2 separate regions of the Homo sapiens genome follow, and region 1 is linked to region 2. The links are chromatin contacts, found by Hi-C or POLR2A ChIA-PET in ENCODE. All regions are on one chromosome and are shown on one strand. The core of a region is the stretch at or near the end of the contact, and the rest is flanking DNA. Distances in the headings are between cores, read along the strand shown. Region 1 holds the start of BCAR3-AS1 (BCAR3 antisense RNA 1). Region 2 overlaps BCAR3 (BCAR3 adaptor protein, NSP family member).

Evidence for each region. Hi-C counts contacts between places; a loop is a spot of excess contacts on that map. ChIA-PET counts read pairs that join two places held with the same protein, here RNA polymerase II (POLR2A). Pooled maps may share reads with other maps.
Region 1: a loop to region 2 is called in a map with no recorded cell type, with 4 times the contacts of the local background. The contact joins the promoter of BCAR3-AS1 here to the enhancer-like site in region 2. A Hi-C loop is called at or near these places in 1 of 37 single-sample maps with no recorded cell type and 1 of 50 pooled maps. POLR2A ChIA-PET finds 5 or more read pairs at or near these places in 3 of 52 experiments (AG04450, H1 and PC-9).

The regions. Positions count from the first base shown.
Region 1 is chr1:93,590,246-93,593,971 of GRCh38, forward strand. BCAR3-AS1 (BCAR3 antisense RNA 1) reads left to right here and starts at 1,723. Exons shown (of 4, transcript NR_034091.1): 1 at 1,723-2,263. It overlaps BCAR3 (BCAR3 adaptor protein, NSP family member), which reads right to left. Exons shown (of 12, transcript NM_003567.4): 4 at 2,020-2,148. RefSeq lists enhancers at 1,919-2,419, 1,926-2,085.
Region 2 is chr1:93,663,078-93,666,554 of GRCh38, forward strand. All of the region lies in intron 2 of BCAR3 (BCAR3 adaptor protein, NSP family member), which reads right to left. Among named protein-coding and RNA genes, the nearest start is that of BCAR3, 17 kb to the right of the region's middle. RefSeq lists an enhancer at 1-7. Within about 2 kb of position 1,699, at least 13 of the 41 ENCODE cell types and tissues checked have a DNase peak (open chromatin) inside an H3K27ac peak, as active enhancers do; they include PC-9, where a contact is called at or near this core.

The DNA.
Region 1 (3,726 bases), core at 473-2,972, 73 kb before region 2:
TACAGCAACTGGAGAATTTATAATGTGGTGCAGCCTGGCTGTTCCTGTAGCCTGACCACCTGGGTTTGCATCCTGGCTCAGCTGTATGACTCTGGACAAATTACATAATCTCCTTGTGGCTCACTTATATCATCTGAAAAACACAAATGATAATATTACCTATAGAATGGCTACAAAGATTTAAGGGGCTAAAATGTTAGCAATAACTCGTTATTACGGTTATGGTTATAGTGTTCAGTTATCCAGTTTGGAACGATTTATCACTGAAAATTAATACTCATGCAAGTAGTAAACGAATGTAATGACCATGATAAGGAGACGGACGGTGGTGATAGTATCGGTTTTATAATTCTGACAATTTTTCTGGAACATTCCAACATTTGATCAACAGTATACTTCTGTTAGGTCAAAATAGTAGGCTACCATGGTTACTTTAAAATTGCATCTTTGCCTTAAAAATGTTTTCACATAGAAATGCCACTTCTTAGAATTGAGCCTGTGAAAATAATTGTAGGTATGAACACAGCAATCTTAAAGGATATTGGTCAGAGTATTAGAAACACCCTATGTGTCCAGTAAATTGTAGTGCATGCATACCGTGGACAGACATACAATGTAGGCTGGTGCAGAAGAATATTCTACAGTGGGTGAAAATTCCCAGGACATAGTAAGTGAGTAGAATGGGCTACCAAAAAAGTATATGTAGTACAATCTCATACTTGATTTCAAAAAGCCCGGGAGGATGTATGTACACAAAAGTATTCATCGTGGTTATCCCCAGGAGAATTATGAGGAGAATTATGGATAAGAGTTTAATTTCCTTCTTTTTGCTATCTATGTTTTCTACAATCAATTTTAAACTTAAAAAAACAAAGTCAGAATAATAATTATTTATTTGATTGTGCCAAGAAATCTACTACATTAAAAAAAAAAAAAAAAAAAAAAAAGCCTGGGCACAGTGACTCATGCCTGTAATCCCAGCACTTTGGGAGGCTGAGGTGGGTGGATCACTTGAGGGCAGGAGTTCGAGACCAGCCTGGCCAACATGGTGAAACCCCGTCTCTACTAAAAATATAAAAGTTAGCAGGGCATGGTGGTGGACACCTGTAATCCCAGCTACCAGAGAGGCTGAGGCAGGAGAATCGCTTGAACCCAGGAGGTAGAGGTTGCAGTGAGCTGAGATTGTGCTATTGCACTCCAGCCTGGGTGATAGAGTAAGACTCTGTCTCAAAAAAAAGAAAAAAAACTTACGACATGATGCCCTTCCCCCCAGCCCCTGTCCACACACTTCCTGTCATGTTGTCCTTGGTTAATGATTGGCCAGATCAGGTTTACAATAAAAACCCAAGGGAAATTCTATGCCTCAATTCTGCAGACTTACTCTATTTTTCAATTTTTACAGTATTAAATGAAAAAACATTATTTATGGCAATCACCCAAATGACGATCACAAAGTATATTCTGGGCCATGAGTCTGTGGTCATGGGTTTAATTCCCCTTTTTTCCCACCTCTGGGTCACAGGATCCAGTAGGGAAGTGATGGAGAGTGTGAATAACTGCCAGCTCAATGGGGCAGAGGCAGCCTTGTTGATCTGGGCCACCTGCCCTCTCTCCTCCCGAAGCTAAGCCACTGCCTTGAGAAGGAGGGGCTGCAAATGGTCTGAGGCTGCTGGCAGCTGGCCAAGAGTTCAATTACCTGGGCCACAGCCCGCCCTCCTAGTTCTTCCGGTTACTGACTCTGTGGCTGCTGCCTCCCACAACGCTGTGCTTGCAGACCCCAGGAGCGCTGGCTGTCCCTTCACTTCCTGAACATGTGGATGTGTGCTTTGGGTTCTTGACCTCAGCTCTTCCCAAGGTCTTCTTAGAGAAGGGTCTAAATGAAGTCATTTTTAGAGTATTTGTTTTTGGTTACACAGGTGCTTCCGCCCATGTGGCCTCGGAGTGGGACCCTGCGGGTCATCAATCTGTACATTGCCTGAGAGCAGCCGTGTATGCTCTGGAAGGGACAAGACCAGGTACCTGTCGGGGGATGCGGCCGTGGTACCAGGCATGGCTGCGCAGGTCCTCGCTGCTCAGGAGCAGCTCCTCCTCCAGCTCCTTCTTCAGTTTCTCGGGGGTCCTGTCCATGATGTGCCTCTCCTTGGAGAACTGCAACACAGAGTCAACCATGAGCTCACCCTGCCCAGGCCACACCAGGCCATGCCAGCTGGAGGTGACCGCCTGCTTCACTAATCCAACCAGTTATGCTACAGCCTGCATTCAGGTAGGGGAGCCTGGATAATGATTACAAAGAGCTGTGACCTTTCGTTTCTCCGGCCGCAACCATGTAATAAAATTTTCACCTGCACATGGGGACTATGGTAGGAGAGTCCACCAAGAGGTTCCTTTTACCAGTCTACTCAAGCAGCTGGGCAGGAAGGGCCAGAGAGATGTACAGACAGCAAGACACAGCAGCCCAGCCTGCTCTCTTCCCAGCGGAGAGCTTCCTCATTCTCCTTCAGGACTGTCCTGACATAGCGTGGGGAGGGCAGCTGTTCCCTTCTGGCCTTAGATCCTGGGCCTCTGGGCAGTGAGGCCCAAAGCACAGTCCTTGGGCTGGTAGCGATGGCCCTAACTTCTTTGCTGTTGGTAAACTCATGTTCAGGAATTGAGTCAGTCTTTAGAAACTTTTAGGGCAAATGGACAGAGCAATTTTATGTCTCTTGAATCTAATAACAGAAGTCTGTCTTTATTTCACATTTCTAATATTTCATTTTTATGACAGATAGGAAAGTGAAACAAATTTAAAAAGACAACCCTGGTCCTTCACCTCAGATGTTTGAGAATCAGTGGTCTGCGGCGTTGCACAGTGGCCATGGCAGTGAGTGCTGGGTGGACAGCGGTGGCTCCAGGTTTAATTTAGAACCATGCCTGCTTACAACATGTGAACTGAACCTGGAAACCTGCCCAGTTCCCAGCAAGACCAGGCATGCTGACCAGGAACCGCTTGCTGAAAGTCCCATGAACAGAAAAAGGCTGTGTCCCTGTGGTTCTCCCAAGTTTCCCAGCTTGTCCTTCAAACCCCCATGGGAGCCACAAAATTATTACTTATCACACTACTTTTTAAAAATGTTTATTTATTTTATTTTTTTTGAGACAGGGTCTCACTGTGCTAGAGCACAGTGGTGCAATCTCAGCTCACTGTAGCCTTGGCCTCCTGGGCTCAAGCAACCTCCTGGGCTCAAGCGATCCTCCCATCTCAGCCTCCCTGGTAGCTAGGACTACAACAGGCACGTGCCACCATGCCTGGCTAATTTTTGTAATTTTTTTTTTAGAGATAGGGTTTTGCCATGTTGCCCAGGCTGGTCTCAAACTCCTGGGCTCAAGCGATCCACCCACCTTGGCCTCTCAAAGTGCTGGGATTACAGGCGTGAGCCACCATGCCCGGCCTATTACACTACTTTGCACGTCAGCAAAGAAATAGCTCCAAATCCTTTTCCACCAAACAACAACAACAACAACAACAACAACAAAGCCCTGGAATTTTAGGGCTAGATTCTCATCCTCTAGTGCTTCTTTGCACATTGGCCCATAAGGAGCGCTAGCTGAAGAGTAACTCAGGGGCTGATTTTTAGATGGGGCTCTGGCTTACTATTTGTTTACTTCTCCCTCCTTCTCACTGGGCAGACACTCACTTGGGAGTGTCTGAAGGATGGAATTTGCATCAAAGAGATGCGGACGCTGGCT
Region 2 (3,477 bases), core at 449-2,948:
TCCAGGCCAGCGATTCTTGCTTCACATTTATCCTACCCTTTCCAGTCAGAGAAGTCATTTCTTGATGGAAAAAAATGCAAGCTGAACAGAAGCTTAGCAGTTTGGTTTCTCTCACAAGCCCCTCTCTTTGGTCTTATTGTTCCAAACATAACTTCTGAAAGCCCTTTTGTTACCCTTCACATTTTTCACAATCCTCTTTTCACTCTGCACTCTGTTTCTTTACAGCCCAGAGCCACCCTCTGATATGGACCTTGGTTGCATGACCCGACCTTCCCTGGGTCTGGCTCAGGGTCCAAGGTCAGGAAAGCACAGAGGAAGTGGCAGCACAGAGAAGGCAGGTCCAAAGGAAAGGGTTATCTAGAAAGTGCCACCTGCAGTCAGCAAGTCAAGGAGAAAAAGTAACATGATACCTGGAAAGATGTTAAGGTCAGAGGTCAGGAAAGGCAGGATTGCTTATCAATCCAGTGGAGCAATACAAAGGGCTATACCGTGGATGAGAAATTAGGTCAGTTGCAAAGAAGATGGAGAACAGGTGCTGCTAAGGAGAGGTAGTTCAAATGGGCATCCTTCCTCTGAGGGCTCCTTACATGCACAAAGACCTGGCCTTTCTGTCTTTGAATCTCCAGCACCTAGCATAAAGCCTGGCACACCAAAGTTCAACATACTTGTGAATGAATACATCAAAGTGGCCCTGGCTCCTCATTACCACACTGGGGGAATCCTTTAAAGGAGCAGGTTCAGACTGGAGTCAGTCTTTCATTCACATCCTTAAACAGAAGAGCTATCTGGATGGCCACATACCTCTTCCTCCTTTGGAACTGGGGTCACAGCATTGTTTTTAATTGTCCTGAACTGTGTTTCTCTTTTTAAACTTGAGGCCATGGGATTGTGTTTATCATGTACCTCGACCTTGGGAATCCTTTTTCTTACAGTCTAGGGTAGACTATAGACAAGAACACATTTCCCTCCCTGGCTGTCAGAGATTCTAAGGCCTGATTACTTCTAAAATGCCTGGTTCTTTCATTTCAACAGCGAGTTCCTACTTTTCTTTTTACTTTGAGACGGAGTTTTGCTCTTGTTGCCCCAGGCTGGAGTGCAATGGCAGGATCTCGGCTCACTGCAACCTCTGCCTCCTGGGTTCAGGCGATTCTCCTGCCTCAGCCTCTCAAATAGCTGGACTTACAGACATGCACCACCACGCCCAGCTAATTTTGTATTTTTAGTAGAGACAAGGTTTCTCCATGTTGGTCAGGCTTGTCTCGAACTCCTGACCTCAGGTGATCCGCCCACCTCGGCCTCCCAAAGTGCTGGGATTACAGGCGTGAGCCACCGCGCCTGGCCCAGTTCCTACTTTTCTATGAGTCAGTGTCTATCTTATCTGAAAACATTGCAATGCCTGATGACTGTGTTCATGAAAAGAATGGCAATTCAACTCCTTTTTCAGGCAGTTTCCCTAATCATGTTAAAACAGCATCATTTAAATATCCTGCATATTACACTATGGTGAGTCTATATAGGAATCCAAGACTAATACACAGTGGTACTGGTTGATAAAAACTTGACCCAGTCATGGGTTAACCTGGGCTCAGCAGAATTCTAGTGACAGCATGAAGCTAAAAGCCACTGTTGAAATTTTAACTTGGCAGCAGTCAGTCAAATTGAATAGGGTAAGAACAAGAAAAACCGTATCAAGGCCAGTATGTCTCTTGGCAGGCAGAGAGGATCTGGCATCAGTGAATCATCAGGCTTCAGGCTGTCTAAGCTCAAACACAGCACTTCTGATAAAAGCAGATGCTTTGTTTGGCTGCTATCTATCTGCCCTTCCTCCAATCCCACCAGTCCCATCTACCCCACCCCCACCCATTCCCTACCGGCTTCTGAAAGAGTGTGTTTGTAAAGGCTTTTTCTAACTAATCGAGAGGCAGAATAAAAATGCTATGGTTTTGAGATAATGTCCTCAAGCCTCTAAGAGGAAGGGCTTCTGCCTACCAGATAAAGGAACATATCCCCTTGACCTGTCTTCCCGGGCAGACACCCATCCTCAACGTGGCCACCTACCTAAACCTTGAAAAAGCAGCCATCACCCTTTAGGCAAAGGCAGACACTGCAGTGTCCATGTACCTCCTCTGTCTACAGGGTCCTTGGGGAATGTCCAGGACCGCTGGGAAGAAACCACAGGAGTATAATCACCATGCTGCTGACACAGACCCCAGGGAGGGTGGCCCTGAAAACATGTCTGCCTTATTTAAAAAAATCAAGTAGTGGATAAAATATGCTTTAGTTTAAATGGCAAGATAGTCTCCTATTGAATTCTATCATCAAAAAAAAAAAAATCTTCTTTTGAACACCAACCCTATCCAGATCCTATCTATCCATATCCTATCTTATTTCTCTGCACTCGGCCTCCTCTGCTGACTCCCTGGAACAAACTGTGCTGGGATTCCTCTGAGGTCGTTCTTAGGGTTCCTTCCCTTTACTCTTTACATAGAGCTCTAGATCTCTCCTTTGACGATGGCATCCATTTCCATGGCTTTAATTTCACTTCTGTGCAGACTCCTAACTTTATACCTTTCAGGCCAGACCTTTTTTGCAGAGCTCCAGGCTCATAATTCCAACCGCCTGTCTGTTTAACACCTCCACTTAGACATGCATGCATCTCAAACTTAGCAAACCCCAAACAGAAGTCCTGATTCTCAGCAATCTACCATAACCCCCTTCCCTAAGAAAATGCAATCAACCAAACAAATAAAGCCTTGGTCCTCTCCCAAGCTTCCCTATCTCAGCAAATGCCCTATCCCATATACCCAGCTGCCTGAGCCATGCTTGACTATACCTCTCCCCCACCCCACCATATCCAAACCTCAGCAGATATGGCAGACTGTACCTGCAAACTATATCTCGAATCCACAGACTTCTCTCCTCTACCACCACGCTAGTGCAGAACCCCACCTGCTCCCTGTACTTTTACAACCACCTCCTGCCTTCCCTCCTCATCCTCTTCTCCATCAATCCTCCTCCACAGGGAGACAAAGCAATCTTCTAAAAACTGATCGTGCCATTCCCTTGCTTAAAATCCTTTAAAGGTAGATTTCCTTTTGCCCTACAGAGAAAATCTGAAGTCCTTACCCAAATCTAGACCAGTGCTAGCCAATAAAAACACAACGTGAGCCACATGGGTAATTTTAAATTTTCTGATAGTCAATTTAAAAAATAGCTGAAGTTAATTTTAATCCTTTATTTAACCTACTATTTCAAAGACATTATTTCAACACGGTTACATAAAAATTATTACTGAAATATATTCTCTTTTTATATCAAATCTTCAAATTCCCATGCCAGAGAGGCCTTCTCTCCACCAGTCTAAGTAACTTGGGGTCCTCTGATGTTGTATCTTCCTTGTACCTCCTCATTTTGTAGTTACGTACTTAATGATGCATTTGCCTGAATGCCCCCTAAACTGAGAACTCCCTAAGGACA